5 separate regions of the Mus musculus genome follow, and regions 2, 3, 4 and 5 are each linked to region 1. A link is a contact called in ENCODE POLR2A ChIA-PET data. All regions are on one chromosome and are shown on one strand. The core of a region is the stretch at or near the end of the contact, and the rest is flanking DNA. Distances in the headings are between cores, read along the strand shown. Region 1 holds the start of Gsk3b (glycogen synthase kinase 3 beta). Region 2 overlaps Fstl1 (follistatin-like 1). Region 3 holds the start of Timmdc1 (translocase of inner mitochondrial membrane domain containing 1). Region 4 holds the start of Adprh (ADP-ribosylarginine hydrolase). Region 5 holds the start of Tmem39a (transmembrane protein 39a).

What was found. ChIA-PET counts read pairs that join two places held with the same protein, here RNA polymerase II (POLR2A).
Region 2: POLR2A ChIA-PET joins it to region 1 with 13 read pairs in Patski. The contact joins the enhancer-like site here to the promoter of Gsk3b in region 1. POLR2A ChIA-PET finds 5 or more read pairs at or near these places in 2 of 5 experiments (Patski and embryonic stem cell).
Region 3: POLR2A ChIA-PET joins it to region 1 with 14 read pairs in embryonic stem cell. The contact joins the promoter of Timmdc1 here to the promoter of Gsk3b in region 1. POLR2A ChIA-PET finds 5 or more read pairs at or near these places in 3 of 5 experiments (Patski and embryonic stem cell).
Region 4: POLR2A ChIA-PET joins it to region 1 with 18 read pairs in Patski. The contact joins the promoter of Adprh here to the promoter of Gsk3b in region 1. POLR2A ChIA-PET finds 5 or more read pairs at or near these places in 4 of 5 experiments (Patski and embryonic stem cell).
Region 5: POLR2A ChIA-PET joins it to region 1 with 10 read pairs in embryonic stem cell. The contact joins the promoter of Tmem39a here to the promoter of Gsk3b in region 1. POLR2A ChIA-PET finds 5 or more read pairs at or near these places in 3 of 5 experiments (Patski and embryonic stem cell).

The regions. Positions count from the first base shown.
Region 1 is chr16:38,086,212-38,091,264 of GRCm38, forward strand. It overlaps Gsk3b (glycogen synthase kinase 3 beta), which reads left to right and starts at 2,790. Exons shown (of 11, transcript NM_019827.7): 1 at 2,790-4,402. The coding sequence starts at 4,315. BC031361 (cDNA sequence BC031361) reads right to left here and starts at 3,049. Exons shown (of 1, transcript NR_033221.1): 1 at 1-3,049.
Region 2 is chr16:37,786,822-37,791,443 of GRCm38, forward strand. All of the region lies in intron 2 of Fstl1 (follistatin-like 1), which reads left to right. Among named protein-coding and RNA genes, the nearest start is that of Fstl1, 12 kb to the left of the region's middle. Within about 2 kb of position 1,778, at least 2 of the 3 ENCODE cell types and tissues checked have a DNase peak (open chromatin) inside an H3K27ac peak, as active enhancers do.
Region 3 is chr16:38,521,091-38,525,709 of GRCm38, forward strand. Timmdc1 (translocase of inner mitochondrial membrane domain containing 1) reads right to left here and starts at 1,573. Exons shown (of 7, transcript NM_024273.2): 1 at 1,251-1,573. The coding sequence starts at 1,444. It overlaps Poglut1 (protein O-glucosyltransferase 1), which reads right to left. Exons shown (of 11, transcript NM_172380.4): 11 at 3,968-4,619.
Region 4 is chr16:38,450,579-38,455,043 of GRCm38, forward strand. Adprh (ADP-ribosylarginine hydrolase) reads right to left here and starts at 2,111. Exons shown (of 4, transcript NM_007414.3): 1 at 1,951-2,111.
Region 5 is chr16:38,559,230-38,564,375 of GRCm38, forward strand. It overlaps Tmem39a (transmembrane protein 39a), which reads left to right and starts at 3,585. Exons shown (of 9, transcript NM_026407.3): 1 at 3,585-3,901; 2 at 4,886-5,072. The coding sequence starts at 4,960.

The sequences.
Region 1 (5,053 bases), core at 1,540-4,039:
ACTGTCAGCAACTACAGTTCCAGAGGATCTGATGCCTCTGTAGGTACCAAACATAGATATACATACAGAAGAAACACCCTATAGCCATTCAATTAAAACAATATAAATAAAAGTAGGTATTCTAGGATTGGGGATATGTCTCAGTGGTTAAAGTGTGAGGACCAGGGTCTAGATTTCTAGAACCCACATAAAAGCTGGGGTGCTTACCACTCCAAAATTGGGGGACAGAGACAGGTAGATTCTTAGAGCTCACTGGCCAATCAGTCTAGCCAAACGGGGGAACTCTTGGGTGAGTAAGCTATCTGCCTTTTACTATTATTGTGTGACTGGTATGTGCCATGATGTACAGACGTGGAGGCCAGAAGACAAGTTAATGGATTTGGCCCTCTCCTTGGCCTTTAGGTGCATTCTGCAGACTGAATTTAGGTAGTCAGGCTTCTACAGCTAGCACTTTAGCAGAATCTGGGGGATGTGGGGACTGTACCAAGAGAGAATTGTGGAGTAGAGGCAAAGAACAAGGGATGTGAACCCCGGTTCTGCTGCCTTAACTTTGTGGGTCTTGCAAAAATGAGTTAACTTTCAAGGCGCACTAATACTTTTCCCAGTAGTCCTCACCATGTAGGAAGGCAAAATGAGAGGTTTTCAAAGTCAGAAAACCAGTACTGACTGTTAAGTTTCAGTATGTCTGTGGGGTCCATATGGCCGACCCCCACCTGAAACTCATGTAGATCAGGCTGGTCTTGAACTCAGTGATTCATCTGCCTCTGCAGTACTGGGATTAAAAGAGTGTGTGCCCCACCACACCTGGCTGGCTGTTCTGTGTTTTATTAAATAAACTTTTCCTTCTCCAAGTCCTATTTGTGGACTGAAATATGTATTTTTTTCCTATGAAAAGATTTTTTTCAATTGAGTTAAAAATATCTGAAGGCAACAAAAAAGTTACTAATCAAAACCCTAAGGTAGGCTATTTTTGAACTAGTTTTATATACAAGAATAGCCACGTTGCCAGTTTCTGCAAACTAAACCCTTGTTATTTACCTTCCTGCTGGTATAATTAGGTAGGGAGGATTTAAAGTTCTGCACCACAGCAGTTTAGGAACAGTGGCAAAGGTCTTTCATAATAGCATGGAGAGGCACCATTCAAATGACAAAGTTGCCAAGCAAGGCGGCTGCTTTTAAGATTCTTTACCCTCCCCCATGGCATCGGGCTACCTTATAGACGATTTTAATTGTGAAGAACAAGAGTCTCTTCTGCACTTGAGGCATAAAGTCTCCGATAAGGAATGAGATTACAAATTGGCTGCCTGTCGGGCACATTTTCCTGGGATTTTTTACTTTGTTGGTCTACGTGGTTTCGGCATATCGGTTGCCAACACGTCAGATTTAGAGATCACACATAAAACTTCAACGTTATGGTTTTGGTAATTAAAAAAAAAAAAAAAGGAGAATACGATTATTTTAATGGTGGACCCCCTTAAGGGCATGGATGGAACTCCCGTTTCCACATCATCTAACATTCCTATTGTCTTCCACCAGGCCGGTGTCATTCGCTTTATTTGCCAGGCCTCTACAGACATCTGAGTCTGCAAACACTATCCAGACCTTTACTGGCTCCCTTCAAAGCTTACTTTGTTCTGTCCCAAGTCCCTCATCAGATTTTAAAGCAATAGCTAAGCAATCTGATCAAGTACGTGTACTTTTACATGTGCTTTCTGGAGATAGCATCTCAACAGAAAGAGATGACTATGCGGGTGGGTATTACAAGTATCACGGGATTACAGTCAGGATTGCCAGTGTCCACTCTAACTTACTCTAGTCGTAGTAGCCACGCCACACAGCTCTCGGATGGACCAAGGCAATGGTCTCCTTTGTAGAACAATGGACGCTGGACTACATGTGAAACCTACTTAGGCAGCAGTGTGCTGATCATCCAATAACACTAAAAACTGCTGCGAGCAATTCTGACTTGAGCTTCCTCCTAGGATTCGAGGTACTGTCCTGACCACATTTCCCCTCACCTGTTTTCGGGGCTGCTTTTGCGCTGGACAGTCGCGCCCATGGACCGCGCTCATCTAGCATGAGCTCATCTCTCGGGGGCGTTTCCAGAAGGCCTGGTCTGGCCTTGTGCGCCTGCTGCAAAGGGCTCCCCCCCCCCCCCCCACGAGATCAGCGGCCCCCCGCGATGGGCGGGCGCGGCTGCCCAGAGGCTCTCCTTCTCTGGAAGCTTTGTTCCCATTTAAGCGCTAGAGGGTTCGGCCCCGGCCACGGCGCCCTACGTCTTTCAGAGAATAGACGTTCTCATAGGCTCAGCACGCGCGGTGGGGAGCCTCGGGCGCACTTGGTAAGCCGCGCCCCGCGGAGCTCCCGGGAATGGGGACGGCCTCACGCCCCACTAGAGCGCTCGGGGCCCGACCCTCCGACCGCAGCATTGTCGGACCGGGCTGCACAGCCAGCACGAGCGTCGGCTCGGAAAGCAGATGCAGGCCGACCACTCATCCCGTCCGCCCGCTTAGGGACCACCCGAGGCCAATCCCACTGCAGCTAGGTCTTGCGATTGCACAGCAGTGAGCGCCTATTGGCCGCCGCCACGGGCTCCTGCACCCTCCTTCTCCCTTTCGAAGCTCCCCTCCCCCCGCGCTCCAGCTCGACGCTGCAGACCAATGAGATGGCACTTTATAGGTGCCCTCCCTCCGCTTTCTTCTTCTCCCCGCCTCAAAGAGGGAGGGGAGGCTCTGACTGGCCCGATGTCCTCGGAAGCCCCCTTCCCTTCACCAATCACCGAGAAAGGTACACGCCCAGCGGAGTTGTCCAGCCAATGAGGAAACGGGCGCGGCGCCCAGCCGTGCAGTTCCTCCCGCGACTCGGGAGTTTCGCCGTCCTTAACTCTTGAGGCTTTTCCCTGAGGGCCAACAGCTCTGATTGGCCACTGTCGCTATTGTCGACTCTTCTCTCTAGCCAGCCACAGGACAAGGAGAACCCTCTTCCCTTCTGTTCGGCTACCTTCGGCATTCCTCGTTGCTGGGGCGTGGTCTCCCAGCGGCGTCTCCTCATTGGTTATCCAGGTCGCTCGGCTTTTTCCGGCAGGAGCTGCAAGCAAGCGACGTCTCTGATTGGTTCCGGCTTGGGTTTCGGCTCTACAGCCGAAGCTGGCGGGCGCGGGCTCGGCGAGCGATTCCCAGACGCCTGTAACGCGGGCGGCGGGGCGCTGGGCGGTGTAAGGGCTGGGTGGGGGAGGAAGGAGGCGGAGGACGAGTAGGAAGGGGGAGGGGGAGTGGGGAAGGGCTAGGCGGCTGCGCAGACGGCGCGCCTCGCACAGAGCAGCCCCCGACCCGGCCGAATGCGGGCTTGTGTCGCCGCCGTCGCCGCCGCCTGGGCCGAGTGACAAAGGAAGGAAGGCAGCAAGGAGGAGCCGGCCTTGCAGCCGCTGACAGGGCTTCGGGCTCCGGGCACAGCGCGGACACTTCCCGAGCAGCCGCTGAGCAAAGGCGAGGGGCGGAGGCCGGCCGTGCCGGGGCCACGGACGGGGGAGGGGACCCCGAGGGACGGAAGCGGTTGCCTGGTTCCCATGTCCCCGGCGTATGGGGAGCAGTCAGGGAGCCGCTGCCTGGGGTCTGAAGGGAGCTGCCTCCGCCGCCGCTGCCGCCATGGCCGCTGGATCCAGCCACCGCCTGCAGCTGCTCCTGGCGCAATGAGGAGAGGAGCCGCCGCCACCGCCCGCCGCTGACTCGCGACTGCGCTGCCCTCCGGTTCACCCGGCCGCCGCCGCCGTCAGACCGCCGGATCCCGCTGCTGCCGGAGCCGCAGCGTTTGCCGTCGCATCTCCGAGCCATCTCCTCCCTCCTTCCCATCCCCCTTCTCTTCAAGCGTGAGGCTCGTGATCCTTCCGCCGCTTCCCTTCTTCATTGACTCGGAAAAAAATCCCCGAGGAAAAATATAATACTCAGAGTACTTATTTTCAATCAAGTATTTGCCCTCGTTCACGTGATATATATATATTTTTAAGGATTCCACTCCACCCTTTTTCTCCTCTTCCAGGAAAGGGAGGTGAAAGAATTGTATTTTTCTCCCAGCTCTAAATCATCTATGTGTTAAATATCCGTACCGATCTGTCTTGAAGAAATACATAGCTCCTTTTTTTTTTCCTTCTTCTTAAATAGCTATACAAAAGGAGTGAAAAGCCAAGAGAACGAAGTCTTTCTTTCTCTTTCTTGCGGGAGAACTTAATGCTGCATTTATCATTAACCTAGCACCCTAACATAAAACAAAAGGAAGAAAAGGATTAAGGAAGGAAAAGGTGATTCAAGAAGAGCCATCATGTCGGGGCGACCGAGAACCACCTCCTTTGCGGAGAGCTGCAAGCCAGTGCAGCAGCCTTCAGCTTTTGGTAGCATGAAAGTTAGCAGTGAGTATCGATTTTATTTTACACCCTTCCTCCACCTTACCATTTAGATAAGAAACCTCGAAATACCAGGATCTTACACTAACAGACCTGATAGAACAGTCAGTGGTCGTGGAAAAGGGCAAAACCAGCCTTGAGTCAAGAAGAGGCAGGCTCCTTTTCCTCCTCCCATTCCCGTACCCCCTCCCCCCGCCTCATTAACCTTGGATTGAGAGAATATTAGTTTTATTTGCCTGATTGGATTTGAAACTTCTTTTCTTACGTTCTCCGTGCTGCTGGTAGTCTTTTCAAGTGCTCCAGTGCCTCCGGGTTAAGCGATGGAAGAAGCGTTCGCTTGCCCATCCCTTTGAATAAAGAAGAGGAGGACAAGGCTTGATTAATAAACCATGATGTACATTTGCCGAGTCCTTGTCTTCTGGAATGAGGGAGTTTATCTTAGTTAGCTCAGGTTATCAGGGTTCTGTATTCAAAATAGAGATATTAAATGCCCCAGCCTCCTAATATTTCCTATTTGCCCGTGTGACTACACAAAGTATTTTTGAATCTGGGGATGAACTTGCTTGGTAACCCACATTGCCGTTGGAGGCAAGCTAGCATCCATCCCTCACTCGTCTAGGGGTGGTGGAAGCTGATAAATATCCCGCAGCAGTCGCA
Region 2 (4,622 bases), core at 528-3,027, 300 kb before region 1:
CTACAAACCTTCTGCTCGTCTCCACACAGTTTAAACTCACAGACCCTGGTGTGCTCCTCCGTATCACTCCCCTGAAATAATTCCTTTTTTCATAATCAACTAGCAAGAGGAAAGCCAAAGGTCTCCCACACTTGTGCTCCCTGTAGGGCACTAAGTTAAAGCCGGTGAAAAACATACTCTCTGGAGTGTTTGGTCTCGTGCAGTGTTTCTCAACCTGTGGGTCCCAAATGACCCTTTCCCAGGGATGCCTACGGCCATCAGAAAACACAGATATTTACATTATGATTCACAACAGTAGCAAAATTACAGTTACAAAGAAACAGTGAAATAATTTTATGATGGGGGGGGTCACTACAATATGAGGAACTATTATATTAAGGGGTCCCAGCGTTAGAAACATTGAGAACCTCTGGTCTAATAGGAGAAGTAGGCAGGGAAGGTCATGGCCTCAGAACTGTCCAGTGTGAGAAACAGTGGATCATGGCTGAGAATCTACCCTGTGCAGAGGTCCAGGAAAGTCTGTCAGAGGAAGTAGCCTGCGGCTGAACTTGGAAAGGGACCTACAGTGTAGCATAGGCAGAAAAGAGAGCTTCTATTTAATCCTCAAAAAGTGACAAGTAACTATTATAAGGCTCATTTTACCCATGAAGAAACCATTCAGTTACCCTGTATCAGCTACCTAACCAATGGTAGAGCCAGGATGTAAAACCCAGGGTTTGATATCCCCAAGTCAAAGCTCAGTGGTTTGTGCCCTTGGGTCTGATTTCCAGAAGCCAGACTCTGAAAACACACCAACAATGAATGTTGCCTGTAGTATGGCTCCAGCACTGTACAGTCCTAGTCACTAACTATTCAAGGCACATCAGTGCTAAATGGCTCTAGTACCTGACCTGATCCTGCAGCCTCGCCTGCTCCAGCCACATGATCTCCACTTGAATCCAGCCCCAGCTGCCTCTCTGACATGTGCGGAACTGCAGTTATTATTTGGGAATATTGCCAGCTAATGGCCAGAGACTCGGGAGATGTTTTAAGGCAGTTTCTGTGTCCTTGAAACGTATTCACAACTGTTCCATACTATGTAAGACCGAACTGCAAAATGGCTCTAAACTCCAATCTGATTGCTAAATATGGCCGTGTAGTGCACAGATGCCTGCCTGAGGGGGTCAGTTGGGCCAATCCCACCCTGCACTGCACTCATAAAGGCGTGTGCCCTGCCACAGGGCCCCCCTGCCACTCAGAAGAAAAGGCCCTTTTCCCCACCAGCTTAGATTAGCAAAGCTTCCCAAAGCTAACATTACCCCCGAGTCATAAGCCTATTGGACTGTGGCTGCCGTTTCTGTGTCTGTACATTTTAATCAACTGGTTTCATCAGAATCCTGAGGCCCCCTTCAAGAGCTAGTTCTTTTTAATGAACAAGCTAAAATAACACAACTGGAAAATCTTTTTTTTTTTTTTAAACATAGTCCTTCACCCCTACAGTGTGCATCTCTTGGATATTACTCACTTCAATTTGGGTGGGGAACTGTGAGTTCTCAGGGACTAATACGATCATCCTCAGCTCCCCATGATGGATGGATTAACGGAACTTCCCTCGGCCTATAGCAGGAGTCCAGCTCCTGGGACGAAATGTCTTAGATAGAGCCAGCCCCCAGCCTGGAGCCTGTCGGAAGTTGTGTCCTGTGTTTGCATTAGCTGAACAAAGAGCTACAGGCTTTCTCGCCTGGCTCCCCTCCTCCCTCCTTCTCTCCTGCACTGGGAGAGGCCAGCTAAAGTCTAGACAGCAGAGGCTGCTTGGCACCGCGCCTTCACAGCAGCCTGCAGGGCTCTGCAGCCCTGACTCCCTCAGCACTGCTCACTCTGGTTCCTTCCTTACTCATTTCCTGCTTTTCTCAAAGTCAGCCCTGAGTTGTCTTGGGGGGCTAGCATGTACCCACACACGTAAGAAGCAAGTGAGTGAATTATGAGCCTGCCCAGGATTCGGCTGCTTTGTGAGGTTCTGAACTGAGAAGTTACAGCTGGCCACGTGGCTGAGATTACTGTCCTAGCATCAAGCAAGCTCCCTTCATCTTGGGCCAGACAAGGTTGGGATGAATAGCCCAGTGGTACCCCAAGTGTGGACTGAGACAAACATCTAACCCCTCATCCCCCTCAAAAGAGTGGGAGAGACCCGCAATGTAAACTCTATCCCTGTAAGTCCACGCAATTTGGATCATCAAAATATTCTTACTTAGAAGTAGGATATTTGATTAAGCTCTTACGTCAGTTTCCTACCCGTGGGGAGCCATGGGAAAGAGAGGCTGGCCAAGGACCAAGAAAACAGTGTGGAGAAAGGCAAGAGGCCCCTGGGTCCCCCTCTTAGGTACTGAGTGCATCATCGAACTCCGAAGTGCGGTGCCTCAAGTGCCTTTGTGCTCTGCAATCCCAAGTCCTGATTACCCCACAGATATGAGTCATTTGGCAACTGTGCATCAGCACTGGGGTGGGGATGGGGGGGGGCTGGAATATCCCAGATCCCCCTGGGATTTAGGGAGGGATCTACAAACAACAACAGCAATGACAAAATGAAGATCAATCCAAACTCTATGATTTTCATGAGAAAACCGACTTTCTTCCGACTTTTCCTTCAGCTGTAGCATTGCAAAGGGCTTACAAAAATAGCTGTGTGGAAATGGTGTTTGGAATCATTCTCATCTCTCACCGTGTTGCCTGGCCCATGACCAGGATCTAGGAGCTCCTGAACAGGTGTTGATGAACGTCCTGCCTCCATCCCCTGTCCCTGATCTGGCAGTCGGCTGCATCAGGCACTGGTCTTTGTCTTTGTCATCAACACTGAGATCCAGTGACCTTTGTAAGCAAGCCAAGGCTAGCCTGGAGGCTTCAGCCCACTGGTGTGCTTGGTGCCATGTCCTGACTCCAAGCCCTAGTAGATAGCCAGGTAAATTGCCCTGACTTCTGGTCATGAATAGGAGCTAGCCATGCAATGTCTGTGTCCTTCCTAATAGAAGTTCTTGTACAGGTTAGAACTGGACACATGTATGTACACACATCTGCACATCTACACGCATGCACACTGGCTTAAATTTCACCCCTCAGGAACAAAGCCGTCTGCCAGTATCTTGTAGTAAGACTTTTCTCAACCACAGATTCCTACGGAAACGAATGAGAGGGACACATGTGTGTTGGGATTTTCTCTGATGAACTGCCTTGTTGTACCTTGTGGCTTCTGTAGACTGTCATGATGTCTAAGCCTAGGCGCAGCGCTTATCTTTTGTGGTTATGAAACTTAGCTGCTAGTGAACTCTTGTCATTCAGCCAGTCGGTCAGTCATTCTGCTTTAACCAAAAATGGTCAAAACATCTGCAATTAGTTAAGCCAGCTAAGTTTCGGAGAGGGAGTGATGTCTGGGGCATAGCATTTTTAAGAAAGCAAGAAAATGGATAAGGGACTAAACGCCAGCCCAGGGGGATTCCTGGTTACTGCCCCAGGGATCAGTGGGTGGTTTAAACGGTGAGGTGCTACGGGAGGAATGTCTGCTGGAGCAGCTCTATCTAGTGAAGCAGATATGCATGTGCTCACAGTGAGCACGGACACCCAAGTCCCCTTTACTGACTGACAGCCTCCATCTTGAGGGCCCAGGAAGACCTCATGGCTTCTTGCTGGTTTAGCCCGGTTCACAGAAGCTTTGGTTGGAAAGAGGCAAATGTTCTGCAGCCATTCATTCACAAATGGCTGCTTCAGGCTTCTCTAAATGCTGTAGCTAGGATTCCACCATCCATTAGGGCGGGGCCAGGCTACCCCAGAAACTGCAGGCTCCACTAGTCCCAAAAATTTTTGGAATGTGAATGTGCCCAGTCATCTTTGATCATTTTTCTGTCACTTCCCCTCGTCCCCTTCATTTGCCACTTTCTTTCCTGCCTTAACCTGTGTCGCCTTGGCCTACTGACAGGCATGCAGAGAATCAGAATTCCTAGGTAGACATTTATTTTAAAGGCCGGACTTTCTCTTTCTGCATCAGCCGGTGTCTGCATCTTGTTCATCCAAGATTCCTGCAGTGCACCAAGGGCTGGCTAAGGACCAAGAAAAACCCAGCCGAGGAACTCCCGTTGACTTTGGCTTCCTCAATTTCCCTTCTGGATGGTGGAGGGAGGAAAGTGAGGGCTGGCATCCAGGGGCTTACTAAAGATCGGGTGTAGTAAGTTCACTCTTCACTGTGTGACTGTCATGGCAGGAATGACGACGGACATTCCACATGTGTGCCCCACCCTTGGGCTATCAGACTATTGAAACAACTGACCCCAAGAGAATCAAAGTGCTCCAGGAAGCTCAAGCTGGAAAGGGGGCAAAGGCGGAAAGCCTAGTGCCAGCCAGAGGGGGCTTTGTGTTTAGAAGAAGGCTCAACACAGTTCTTCCAACCTGTCTGATCACCTTTCGAGAGTGTCCAGAGCCAGTGATGAGGGCCACACCTTTGTCTGCACTACTTAGTACGCTTTATGATACCTCCTGTTTAAACCATTAGAACCCCGAGGGTGAACTTTGGGTGGCACTTTCCCTAAGGTGGCCGCAGTGAGTAAATCTCCTCCTTTCTATTTTTCCTATTACTTGTTTTTGATTGGTTTATTAAG
Region 3 (4,619 bases), core at 323-2,822, 430 kb after region 1:
GTTACCAGCATTAGGGCTTGGATTCCATTCCCACGAGGTAGCTCTCATGGTTATCAGGAAGGCACACAGACATGCACACAGACATACACACAGGCAAGACACTCATACACATAAAATAAAAATAATTTTTAAAAAGAGATGCTGAAACTAATAGAATTATTAAATACAAGTCTGCCAGCTCCCTTGTCCAAATTTATTTATAATCACTTGATAACAGTGTAGTATGGTAAACTACTTCATGAAAAGAGATACTTTCACCATTGATTAATAAATGAATAACGTTAAATAAATATCAGGTGAAAGTAATGCAGGATTAATCATTTACTCCTCACATAGTTTATTTTAGTATCTTCTGCAAAGGGAGATGGAGCTGGGCGTGTAACATCTGTGGCAGATGACCAACCCCCATCAGGGAAAAAAAAAAAAAAAAAAAAGAGAGGCTCGGCCCAGAATCCCAGAAGACCCGGCTGTAATCCCAAAATCTGGGAGGTTGAGAATGGATTGTAGCTTTGAGTTTCAGGCCAGCTTGGTCTACAAGCACAGCAAAACTCTTGTCTCAAAAAGGAGAGTTGGGGGACTAGAGGGATGGCTTGGCAGCTAAGATCGTGTACTAGTTTTACAAAGGATCCGGGTTCAGTTCTTAGAACCCCTGTAACTGTGACTCCAGGTAACTCCAGATCCAGGAGAATCTGACACCTCTGGCTGAGGGCATGTGCACTCTACTGCCCATACCCAAATACCGACCCCCACATACAAGTAGTTCTTAACAATGGAGGTGGGAACAAGGGGGCAGAGCTGCTGGAAGGTGCGGAGAGGAGGAGGAGGAGAACAGTTGTCACTGTTTTTTTTTTTTTTCTTGTGCAAAATAATAATGATAAATTAACAATTCTCTCTGTCCTTCCAGCTTCTGGAGTATATAAAGCCATTACTGACAAAGAAAAATCAAACGAAATACGAAAAAACAATATTAGTGTAGACTTCACAATATAGTTCCCAGTGATACTACATGACAATAATCGAATGAATCCAATTTTTCTAATATGTAAAGTTAGGGTACTGGTTTCACGAGAACGATACTGTCTTAAGAGTGTGACTCTGAGTGAATCCGACTCAGAAGGCTGCATGTCAACCAGGTCGGACACTATCCGGGCAGAGAGAACTTTCAGCGTCGCAGGGACCGCGCGCTGGAGCTCGCCCGGGCTGCGGCCGTCCCCCGAGCATCCCTCCCCACACACCCGAGACATTTTTACTCTTTGGCAAACAGCTGCCGGAGGCGGTCCCATCCGGATTCCAGGGAACCGGGGTCTGAGACACCTGAACGCTGCTCCCGATCCTCCACAAAGCCTGGGGAATCCGCAGCCACCGCACCGGCAGCAAAGACTCGGGGGAAAGGACCCCAGGCTCCGCAAAGGCGGCTGCGGGGAGCGGGCGGCGGCGCGCCCATGGCGCCCTCCTACCCGCAGAGAGACAGACACCCCAGGGTCGGCGGGCACCGTGGGAGAGGGTGACCTGTACAGCCCACTAGCGGCACGTTGGGGGACACTGAACCTCACATCCGGTCCCCAGCCGGCTCACTTCCGGAAGCTCTCGGAAAGGAGACCGGAAGCCCCGCCCCTAGTCGCGCAAAGGCGGGGTGAGGGCGGGGCTCGGGACGTAGAAACTGGAACTGAGAGCTCTTTCGGTAGCGCAGGGTTAGGGATCAGTCGAGCCCCGGAAGTGAGTTGGCGGCCGTTTCGTTTCATCTCAGTGATGTCCTTTGGCGTTTGCGCCCCGTAACTCTGGTCTTCTGGACCTGCTCAGCTTGAAGTGCTCAGGGGCTTAAGTGAGATGGCTCATGTAAGATGCAGAAGGCCACGCAGAAGGGGACAGTACTTTAATCACTGCAAGCGCAGTGGGGAAAGAGGTAGGCGATGCGCTTCTAGGCCACGCCCTGGCGGGCCGGAGGAGCTTCCTGGGCGGAGCAGAGTCTAACCTTAGGGCGCACCCGAAAAGGTCCAAGATTTAAAAACTATTTTTGAAATATCAGCTGTGGGCATTTTTTTCCCCATAACGTGGGCTCCACTACAAGTATCCGTATGCTTACTGCTCCGAGAAGGCAAAAGATCTAGAATTATCATTTAATAACTGAAACTATTATTTCCTGTTTCTTTCAACACAAGACAAAACCAAAAAACTTGTTTACCAAGGTAAAAATATTCCCAATCATTTTGTGTAATTTAGTTATTGGTCGTTACCACAAATCTCATAGTCTTTGCAAACCCTTTCACCTACTATTTTTCTTTTCTAGTTAAAGTACCACAATGAATATACAGCTTGGTGGTGCTCTACAGTCACTTCCACGGAGTACCTAAATAAGTGATTGATTACAAACTTTCATGAGGATATAGTAATAGGATTTGGGAGTTGACTGTGGGACATCTCTACAGATGAGGTTCAGGAAAGTGCCGTGAATGAAGCCCCCATTAGCATTTACTGCAGTGGTATAATTGCCTATTTGCTGATCTCTATCAAGAGGACTGAAGCTGTGCTTTCATCTCTGGATTTGGACTTAGGAATCACCAATCAGTCTATACCATGAAGTAGATGTTAAGTAATTATCTTCTTTGGAGGGAAGGAGGGTCCAAGATAGGGTTTCTCTTGTGTAGCCCTGGCTGTCACATAATTAGCTCTGAAGACCAGGCAGGCCTCCATCTCAGTGATCCACTTGCCTGAAGTAATTAAATGTTGAGTGAATTATTCAGACCCCAATTCCTAGCTCTAGCTTGATGCCTGCTTGGTCTATTTTTCAGAGGTGGTCACTGGGATTAGGGTCCCAGGGCCTGAAAGCCCAACAAAATGAATGTGTTGACTGTCTAGCTTAGCTGTGAGAAGAGCTGAGTGCATTTCTTTGACACATTTGAGGTCCCGGAAATGATCCTTTGCACTTGAACTTTCTAGAATCAGGGTCGACATGAATGAGGACAGGGCAAAGATTGGGCAAACACTAACAAAATCATTTACCTATGGGGATTGGAGAGATGGCTCAGTGGTTAAGAGCACTGGCTGCTCTTCTGAGAGATCTTGAGTTCAATTCCCAGCAACTATATGGTGGCTCACAACCATCTGTAATGGAATCTGATCTTCCCTTCTGATGTGCATGAAGACAGGGTGCTCAAATACATAAAATAAAATGTTAAAAACCATTACATATAGCTCAGATGTCCCCAGGATCCAACATCCTGTAGAGACAAACAAGGTCTTCCTTAGTACCAGATAGATTTCACAAACTCTTCAGCTCCCTTTTCCATTTAGGTGGTCCTGGAAAATGCTCCTATGCCAGGCGAGTGTCCTACCACTCACCTACATCCTAGCCCCAAAGACTCAAAAGCTGCCTTTGGTACCTAGTACCGAGAATTTCCCTAGGCCCTTGGTGATGGTCCATCTCACCGCTCTACCTTAACTCTCTCTCTTACTCAGCCTCCCACATTCTCGAAGCTACCAGACCTTACCTTCCTTTACCAGCAGAGAAACACTCCGCCTCTTCTGTTCTCTGATTTTTGTTTTGTTTTGTTTTTTGTTTTTCGAGACAGGGTTTCTCTGTGTAGTCTTGGCTGTCCTGGAACTTACTCTGTAGACTAGGCTGGCCTTGAACTCAGAAATCCACCTGACTCTGCCTCCCAAGTACTGGGAATAAAGGCATATGCCACCACCGCCCAGCTCTGTTCTCTGATCTTGAAGGGTCTCAAAGCAATACTGTCAGTCAAAATGTAGTCAAAATACCCTCTAACATACACAGCTCTCTCATCCTCAGGACATGGACTTGCTAACAGGAACCATTAGTGAAGGGTTTCAATCATCTCTGTCTAGAACCAACGCTTATCCCTCAGCCCAGCTGAGTTCTGCTCATCAAACCCAACCACTTTTTCCACCCACAGTCACTTTTCTCTTGGGTCAATGGGTTCTCTTTTCCAGGCTCACCAAGTACAACTCTTACAAAACATATTATATTCGGTTATATTGAAAACAATAGTAGTCTTTTCTATAGTAAGTAAATGAGGAGCCAATGGTTACGTTTAGGACCGAACCAGTATTAATGATAACAGAAATCTTCAGAAGTGTGACCATACAAACCATTTTCGAAATCACACACTTGACATACTGTTACCCACCATTCGCATACCATCTACAGTGAGGTACACAGGCAAGAGTCAGAGCCGAGTAACTTTTGTTGTTTTTAAAAACAGATACTCCTTACTACTCCAGGGCAAGTAAGGATCTGAACTGACCCATTTCTCACAGTGTATCTCATCCCCACTGGAGCAAGCAACCGAGCAGTTTAAAAAATAGACTTTAGTTAGGCCAGGCGAGTGTATCCATCCATTCCCACTCACTCATTCCAATAGCTGTTCAGTAACTGCTCTGCGTGAGGCACTGTGCTGATAATGGAGACATCAAGAGCAGAGAAACGTCATTCTCGTCCATCAGTAAGCGTACAGAGCGTGGGGGAAAGAGGCGCGTAACGACAAAGCAGCACGGTGGCACAGAACACAGATGTGAGCCGCCAACTGCCAAGGAGGTTCAGAGGTGATGCTGGAGCCCAAGGATAACCTCATACCGGAGTAAAAGCGAAAGCTGAGTGC
Region 4 (4,465 bases), core at 861-3,360, 360 kb after region 1:
GAGGGATTTGCTGCTCGAGGGTCTTAAGCAAGAGTAAGTCAGTCATCGTGGAGAGAATGCAGCTCTGTAAATATTAAGAGAACTGAATCAGGCCACAGAGCTAGCGGGGAGGGCTGGGACTCTATCACAGCCCAAAGCTCGACTCCAAAGCTTGTCTCCAGCTGTGTCGTGGTCTCTCGAGGAGTGGCCAGCCCATTAAAACCCACAGGTCAAGCCAGGCCTGCCATCTTCTCCATCACCTGATATTCGCTTTGGAAGATCTCTCTCTCTTTTGTGCGGAGAGTGACACTACAGCTAACTGTTTACAGATGAGGAAATGGAAGCTAAGTTTACATAATCAATAGGTACAGACCATGGAATCCGACCTAGTTCCCTGCCGCCAGAATGCTTCATATTACATGGTCTGGGCCCTGGCCTTAACTTTGGGCTCAGGTAAAGTGATAATGGAAAAACCCAGATGTGTAATGAGGGATGAATGAATGAATGAATGAATTTCCATAAAGTACATAGTGAGCACAACTTTGTGATTATTTTTATTATCCATCTACAACCAATTCTATAAGCAATTTTCCCTTTACCAGCAATATTTAAAAATTTTTAAATGATTTAGTTTTATTTACATATTCTAGTTTATATTCAGTTTTATTTACATACTCTAGTTTTTTGGCTTCACTGGTATCTGTGTGAGGGTGTTGGGCCCCCTGGAACTGGCTCTGTGAGCTGCCATGTGGGTGCTGGGAATTGAACCTGAGCCCCTCTGGAAGAACAGCCAGTGCTCTCAAACTGCTGAGCCATGTCTCCAGCCCCTTGTCTGTCTTCTATATGGTAAAAGTTCTATAGTGCCGGGCTGCAAATGCTATTCCCACCACAAATGAAATCCTTGCTAAAGCCCTGGCTTCCCGGTGTACACATTTTCTACTCTACTCAGGCCAGGGCTCCATGACACCCATTCCGTGTGGTGATTCAGTGTTCCACTGTCTGCCCCCTCCACGCACCCAGCCTCCCCATGAACAGGGGCAAACACTCTTAGGGGCAAAAAGACCTAGCTCACCCCTGCCCTCAGCCCAAGCTCTTCCCATCCACCTGTCTTTCTTCCTCTAACCGCCATTTTAGGTTTAGTTCAAGCCCAGGTACCTCCACCATCCATCTAGTCACACTGCTCAGGTCTAGGGCACAGGCCAGCAGAGACCTGGAGAAGCAGTTAAGGGTAAAGATCTGGCTTTTCCATGCTTGATCCTGATTACATGTGTGTGTGTGTGTGTGTGTGTGTGTGTGTGTGTGTTGTGTGTGTGTGGTGTTGTGTGTGTGTGTTTTATGTATAAATAACGGCTAGGAACTAGAGTTCTGTAGTCTCTTGTGTTAGCTCTGTGACCACTAACAATCCTCTCACGCTGGAGTTTCCCATCTGTTTCCCATCTGTGGGGGAGGAAGGCCTCGTTCTCCGAGGTCCTGTTTTGGCCCAGGTTTTCGAAGCCCTAGCTTTGTTAACCTCTGAGAACTAAGGACTAACGCCCCCACCTTCTCCTCCCAATGCTCCAGGTTCCCTTTTTGAGCTCTCCATGGAAGAGTGTGGGAACCTACGGAGGAAGTAGCCAGTATCTTTTCTCTTTGAAATTCCTTTTCACCTTGGCACATGCATCCATCCTGGCCCAGACCCACCCTTCAGAAGTCATTATTCCTTAACCCACTCTAAACGGGCACAGGTGACAAAGCCATCAAACTATACAATCAAAGCCGAAGTACACTTCGGGATTTCCCATTGGTTTCCTGGCCTGGGTAGAAAGAGGAATAGGGAGAGGGGATGAGGGGAGGGGAGGCCGCGATGCACTCAGGAAAGTCTTGGTGGCCACTTTGAGGACACTGGCCTAGCACCAGTCTGGAGGTGAGAGCGGGACCGAGCGGGTACTAAGGTCAGTAAGAGGAGAGTGGCTCGGGGACTCCTGGCTGTACCTGCTGAGGCGGAGCTGAGAGCGTGGGGCGGGATCGGGGTGGTCCAGAGCCGAGGGCAGGATTGCCCGAGCTGGAGGCGGGGTACCGGGCGCAGGAGTCCTGCTGTGGGCACCCAAGCCAAAAGCCGAACAGGGGCGGAGCCGCGGGCCGGGCGGGTCGCTGGCGCACAGCGGCTTCCGGCGGAGCTGCGTCCTCCCGCGTCCTCCGCACTGGACGGAAGGAGGAAGGGGCGGTGCTGGGGGCGCCCAAGCCTTGCGCATCAGCTCGGGAACCGCTCCGCGCTGCGTGTGGGCCGAGTGGAGTGGTGTCCGGCCAGCCTCGTGCTCGCCCTGCCAGGGTTCTGCCCTGCCAGGGTTCTGCCCCGCGGACCGTTGGACTCCCAGAGCCTGGTACCCACCGCCCAGAGCGGCTTGGGCTCACCGATTCTAACCCTAGTCCGTTCAGCCGTGGTTCTGCGTGCTCTCCACAGAAGGGTTTCAAACGGGAGCTTAGAGGGGAACTCTTAAGGTTCTTTCCCCTAAATTATGACTCTGGATTTGTTAAAACCCTAAGGTGGCAATGGCGGCGTTGAGCCCAGATGTCAGGTTCCGAGAATAAACGTGTGCCAGTGAACACTCCCCCGTACCCTCGACCCAGCTCGGTACAGCCTCGTCTCCGGAAAGGCACAAATCGGGCCTTGTGCTTAAATGGAGTATCTGCTTCTATACAGTGACCCTGACGCACATCAAAGATCCTGCTTTGACTCCTTAGACTTAAGATCAGAACATGTCTGCTCAAAAATTTCAGACCTACTCCCAAGAACTCACATCCCCTCTTCTATGTCTTCAAAACAGAAAAAAAGGAAAGACTTATCTGGGAAGGAAACTTGAACTGAACATTTAACATCTATTAATTTTGGCGTTGGTGACTCTATTCTTGTGTAAATAAATCTATTAATCACAATAATAAAGGAGGTGTTCACGTGGAGTTTAGGGACTTTTATTAAGCAAAAATAAATTGATAAGTCATAGGAAAGTTAATATATTTAATAAATGTGTGTGTGTTGCTTGGAAGGGTAAGCATCAAATTGCAAATAATTAGAAGAGGAACAAGAAGCTTTCCGAGTAAAGAGAGGAATGAAGGAAAATTAAATTTTGATTTATTTTTTGAGACTAGGCTGGTCTCAAACTCGTGATCCTCCTGCCTCTACCTTTAGAATGCTAGAATTTCAGTCTTACAACACCACACCTAGTTTATATCTTTTAGAATATTTTTTCTATATTATATCTAAAGATATTTTAGAGAAAAATAGAAACTAGATGTTACCCCTGATACATATATCAGTCTTTATGGTATGCATATGATTTTAAAACAATGGGGTCATTTTTTAAATAGAATTTTATATCCTTTCTTAAAAACTGGCTTTATCAACTACTAATGTGACTCCAAATGTCCACAAACATTAACACTTCCACAATAAGCCAACTTCTAGTTTGATACAATAAAAAGGGTGAGGCCCTGGGGTCCAGCTGCTCTCTCACCAGATCGCGGTTAAAACTGTTTTAAAAGAGAAAAGATTCACTGAGGATCAGAAAACAGAACAGTCCAAGACAGCTTTGACACTGCATAGACCCAAATGTGTTGAGTGCGGATGACACTGTAACACTATGAGTGTTCTGACTGATAAAGCTTAGGGACCGTGCACTAGCACCCCTGCACACTGACAGGAAGTAGTTCATATGCAGGGTGGGTTGGACTCTCTAACAGAGACTAACAGTGGAACAGCAGCAAGGGCCAAAGGAGAACAGAGCACAGGATAGACCAGAAAACTCCTCAGAATAATAAACGCAGAGAGTGCGGAAACTGGAAAGCCAGGGACGGAGACGTGGAAAGCCAAAAGCAGCTGCTATGTGGTCCATTCAGGAAGACTAAGATGATATCTGAGCAGCTAACTGTATGTCCTCTTGGCTGGACCACAGCACCCAGATTGTTCAAATCTTCCTCCAGATGGGAAGGTATTTTACAGCCGAGATTAGCTTTTATATCAATAAACATGAGGTACAGTGGATTATCCTCCATAATGTGGGCAGGCCTCATTGAATCACTTAAAGATCTTAAGAGAGAGGACTCCCCTCCCCCTGGAAAAAGAGAATTCTGCTAACTGACAGCCTTAGAGGTACAGAAGGAGACTCTACCTCGACACAATGGCAAAAGTAGAATGCACATGTCCTTAAAAATAGTTTACGTCATCAGACGGCACCTCCATGGGAGTATTTGTTCAACTCATCCCATTCTAGTGAGGAAACACAGACCAGTTAAGAGAGTTCCTTGGAGTTTGTGTGATCTGGTTATGCAAAAAGAATCAGGCCTGGGGCCCATAATTAGCCTTCCCATTCCCATACTGCCGCTTAGAAAAAAAAAATCACAAAATGACTTGCAGCTAAACACTGGTTATGTTAAAGGCACATAGCCTGATTTTTATATTCTATGTTCCTCCCCTTCCCCAGTAGTCTTAAGCATCTTGTAAATATAAAAC
Region 5 (5,146 bases), core at 2,335-4,834, 470 kb after region 1:
TGTAGAATTCAACTCCAGGAAGTCAGTACCTGCTATTTACTTATGTATTTTCCAGAGGCGGGAGGGGGTGTCTCAACAGCAGTTCCTTAGGCTTCGCACCTCAAATGGGGAGCTTGCTTGCTGTACCCTCGTGCCTTGCTTTGCATTTTCTTTTCAGATTGAAACAGTTCATGAAGGAAACCGAGGGTCATTTGCAGAGGCTCTCAAATGAAAAAGACGCCACTTAGGGTTGACTGGGGAGCCCCACACTAAGATATCCTAGTCAGTCACCTTCCATCCCAACCCCCTTCCTCCAACATAACCAGATTAATCATTTTTTAAGGCATGATTCCATCCTTTCGAACTTCAGGTTGGGTTGTTACACTCCCCTCCATTGCCTCCAGGGAGTATGTTGCCTTTGGGGCGAGGGGGATGGAGCTGGGGTTTCTGTACAGAAGTCCTTGACAGGTGTGTGTGTGTGTGTGTATGTGTGTGTGTGTCTGTGTGTGTCTGTGTGTGTCTGTGCGTGCGCGCACAAAAGCATGAATGAAAACTATGGGAAAGCAACTTTTCTGCAGAAAGGATTGGAGAGGGACAGAGAGTAAAGAAGAAAGGGCGTTGCTTGTCCCATCAAGGGATGGTTTCCGGTTTGCTTTGTTGCTAGGTCACTGTCAGACAAACCTCTGTTTTGGATTCTGGCTTAGTTTAGGTAGGTTGTTTTCAACATTGGTTTGGTTTCAGTTCTTGTGTTTCTTCTATAAAATGGGATTTTGGTGTGCTATCTATCGGTCAACATGTTTGTGGGTTTATTTACTTTATTTTGGTAGGATCTTCTGTAACCAAGGCAGTCTTGGAACTTCCTATCTCCACTTCCAATGGGCTGAGAGCACAGACGTCTGCTGCTACCCCTTGAAGTTTTTGTTCCTTTTTCTGTGCTGGGGAATATTAATTCTGAAGCTCACTTATGCTAAGCAAGCGCTCTATCCCTAAGCTCTATCTCCAACCTGGTTGTGACATTTAGATGAGATATATAGTCCAGGGGTGGGGGTGGCGGCTACAGTTTCTAATAGACGTTGACTAATCCTACAGCTGATACAAAGATAGACGCCTGGGGATGATCTCATGGGAATTCTCATTTTGATTTTTCTCCTTTGGCAGATTTTTTTTTCTAAAAATTTACTTCTTGCCGGGCATGGTGGCATACGCCTTTAATCCCAGCACTTGGAAGGCAGAGGCAGGCAGATTTCTGAGTTCGAGGCCAGCCTGGTCTACAAAGTGAGTTCCAGGACAGCCAGGGCTATACAGAGAAACCCTGTCTCGGAAAAAAAAAAACAAAAAAAACCAAAAAAACAAAAATTTACTTCTTAATTACCATAAAGGGTGTCCTTGTCACATTTTCACACCTACTTAGTTTTGGTTGTCCCCTTGTCCTGCTAACATCCAGCTAGTACAGTACCTTTCCTCCTTCACTTTCCTCCTTTTTAAAAAAACTGTAGCTGTCTTCAGATCCCATTACAAATGGTTGTGAGCCACCATGTGGTTGCTGGAATTTGAACTCAGGAACTCTGGAAGAGCAGTCAGTGCTTTTGACCACTGAGCCATCTCACCCGCCCTCACCTGCTGCTTCCTTAAAGCCTCATTTCTCATTCTCTGGGTCGAGTTCTAGTTCCCTGATTGGTATCCATACTCTTTTCTACACAAACACACAGGTATACAATTCAAGATGCACAATTGGGGAGAGGCTGTGTGTAAAGTGCTTGTGATGCAAACGTGAGGCCAGGAGTCCTCCAGGAGCTATGCCAAGTTGGATGTGGTAGTAGACATCTGATTCTAGCAGGCCTGTGGGAGGATGGGAGGCAGAGGCAGGAGACTCCCCAGAAGCTCAAAGGCCACATAGCCTGTCATACGAAACAACCAATAACAAGGAGAACTGTCTCAGACTAGGTGGAAAGTACCCAAGGTTGTCCTATGACCTCCACACTCTTGGCCTGGCATTCACATGCCCCCCCACCCCACCCCCCACACATAAACAATATGCATATGTGAGGGAACACGTGGCATTTCTCTTTTCAAACTTGTTGCCTTACTTGATATAATATTTTCCAGTTCTATCATCATTTTTCTTTAAAGCTTAGTAAAAACCATCGTGGGTTTTTTAATGATCCACCCATCTGAAGATGCACATGTAGACTGACTCAATTTCCTTGCTGTTGTGAATGAAACGGTAGTAAACATGGATGTGCAACTATCTTTGGGTGCATATGGTCAGGACTGGTACAGCCAGGTCCTGTCATTGTGATTTTTGTTTGTTTTCATTTTCAAACACCTCCATCATGAAGGCCACAGTGGTTACACCTTTCTATACTGACACCAACTGTGAGTAAGGATCCTTCTCCTCTCCATCCTAGCCAACATTTTGATTTATTTATATCTATTTATCTTTTTTCTTGATGATAGCAAATCTGACTGAGGTGAGATGGCATCTCAATGTAGTTATAATTTGCATCCCCCTGGCCTCCACCGGCACACCAGGCTTATTCTTCTTTATTTTACCTTTTTCTACTTTAAAGATTTATTTATTTTATATATGTGAGTGCACTGTAGCTGTCTTCAGACACACCAGATGAGGGCATCAAGTCCCATTACAGATGGTTGTGAGCCACCATGTGATTTCTGGGAATTGAACTCAGGACCATTCAGTGCTCTTTAACTGCTGAGCCAACTCTCCAGCCCTATCAGGCTTGCTTCATTTTGATATCAAACTACTGACAGTTCTGGGCAACATTGGGCTGCCTATCTTTTTTTTGGGGGGGGGGGTAGGGTGAAGGCTAGGGATTGAACTCAGCATGGTAAAGTAAGCTGTACAATTGAGACTCCATATCTTTTTATTTACCACGTACTGTCCTCGGAAAACAGCTTACTCATCTTTGGAGCTTCAGACCCTTTACAGTATTGGCACTAGTGCCATCCCTGGACCTCAGATGTAGTTTTGTTTCGTTTTTTTTTTTTTTTTTGACACAAGGTTTCTCTGTGTAGCCCTGGCTGTCCTGGAACTCACTCTGTAGACCATGCTGGCCTCGAACTCAGAAATCCACCTGCCTCTGCCTCCCAAGTGCTGGGATTAAAGGCGTGCGCCACCACTGCTCTGCTCAGATATACTTCTAACTGTGAATTTATTGTTCTTAACAGCATTACTGAAGCTTGTTGCTGCGTTCTCTTATTTATTAGACTTAACTTTTCTAGAACTCATTCTTTATTTCTATTATCTACCTAGTTCATTATTTAATATTCAGTCCCTGCAAGGGGCAGGCGTCCGACGTGCTTGTCACAGTCGTTTGCATATGAAAGACGTGATCTTAGGTGGCATCTCCGAATTTCCCTTCTCTTCTCCAAGCATTTCTCTAGACACTAGCTGACTGGAGCCAGGGAAAATTTGGGGAAAAAAACAACCAAAAACCAAACTAACCAACAAACAGAAAAACTCCGCCGGGCACGTATGGGCCGGAAAGCCCGGGCGCCGGAGAGTCCCACTGCGCAGGTGCGCCGGGAGGAGGGCGAGCCAGCTCTGCTGGCCGCAAGCCTGTTTCCGGGGGCCAGCGCGACGCAGAGCTGACGTCATCGCTGTGCGCTGCCACGTCTCCTCAGCTCCCGGGCGATGGAGGCTGAGGATGATGAGTCTTGGTGATGGGGTCGGACTGTGCTTCTGACTTTAGCTCTGGCTCTGGCACGGACTCCCGGTCTGGGTCTGGTAACCTAGCGACCCGAGAGCTTTCTTCGACTGTCCAGTGGGATCCTGCCTGCGTCCCGGCAGCTGTTTTTGGAGCGCTTTAGAGGAGGGAGTGAGTTTGGGTGCCCGGGGTCGCGGCTGTGAAGCCGCCGCCTCCTCCCAGGGATCCCTCTCCGTGGCCAGCCTGTCCCATGCGTGAGTTTTACTTAACCTGCTTTGTCATCTCGCCGGCCCTGGCGTGCTTCGGCTCTTTCGGCCGCCGGCCTGAGACCACTAGGTGATTCCGTCTTGGAGGTTTAGTCCAGTCAAGTTTGTGGTTTCTCGCCTTCCACCTCGAACAATCTTACGCTGATGCGCCCCAGCCTTTTGCCCTCACCGTACTTTCTCTTTAATTGAGCAGGGATCAGCTTTCTTTGCCTTTAACAGTTTGGAGTCTTTGTCCCACCTGGCGTTTGTTAGCCTACAGTGGACTAGGGAACCTCGGATCCCTCTACAGTAGTAATGTTAAGCAAAAAAAAAAATTTTTTTTTTCAGAGTATTTTTAGTCGTATTTAGGAAATACGTGGTATATGTTGGCAGAACCATGTTTGCCGAAATTGAGGAAAACATAATGTCGTCGTCCGCCCACCTCCCCCCTGAAGATCTCTTTAGCCCTTTAATTTTGCACGTTCATTTAATTTCTTAGCGGTTTTACAGAAGCTTTTCTGAAACGGGCAACCATTTGAGTGAAATGAAGAAACAAACTCTGGTTAAATGACTTGGTCAAGGTCAGAAACCTGCGGCAAATCTTAGTCAGATTCCTTGATAACAACCTCATATTTTGGACAGAGATATTTCCTGTATTTCAAGTGATTTTAATGTGAAATTGCAAATTAGAATCGAGTAAGTTGTGGTGTTTCTTGTAGAATGCCACCTTGTAGATTGTAGTCTTGTTTTATTTAAGAAAAAGTCAGCAAGACAAGACACCAGCCGGGAGTTGCCTTAATGCTGAATACAGCTGAGCTCAGAATTTAAACCTCTGACCTTACCCCAGATCCAAGCAGTATATAGGGACAGGAACATTTATTTGAAAATTCAATCTGGATTTTATAAGATCTGCTCACTGAGTTTTAACATTTGCTTGTTATACTGACTTCTAGAAAAAGTTACAATCTTTCTTTCTTTTTTAATATTATTCAGATTTGAAATAAGTTGACAGTCATCAGCCTGGGTGGCAACTTCAGGTGGCACTGGAAATTACCTGGTTCCTGGACATGCCCAGTAGAAGGCGGGGTCCCAGTCGGCAGCAGCTAAGCCGGTCAGCTTTACCTTCCATACAGACGTTGGTCGGCGGCGGCTGTGGCAATGGGACGGGCTTGAGGAACAGGTAAAGAACATATAATTCTATGCTTAACACTTGGCATGATTTGTAATAGCCTGTTATCAGTGAGACTAATACAA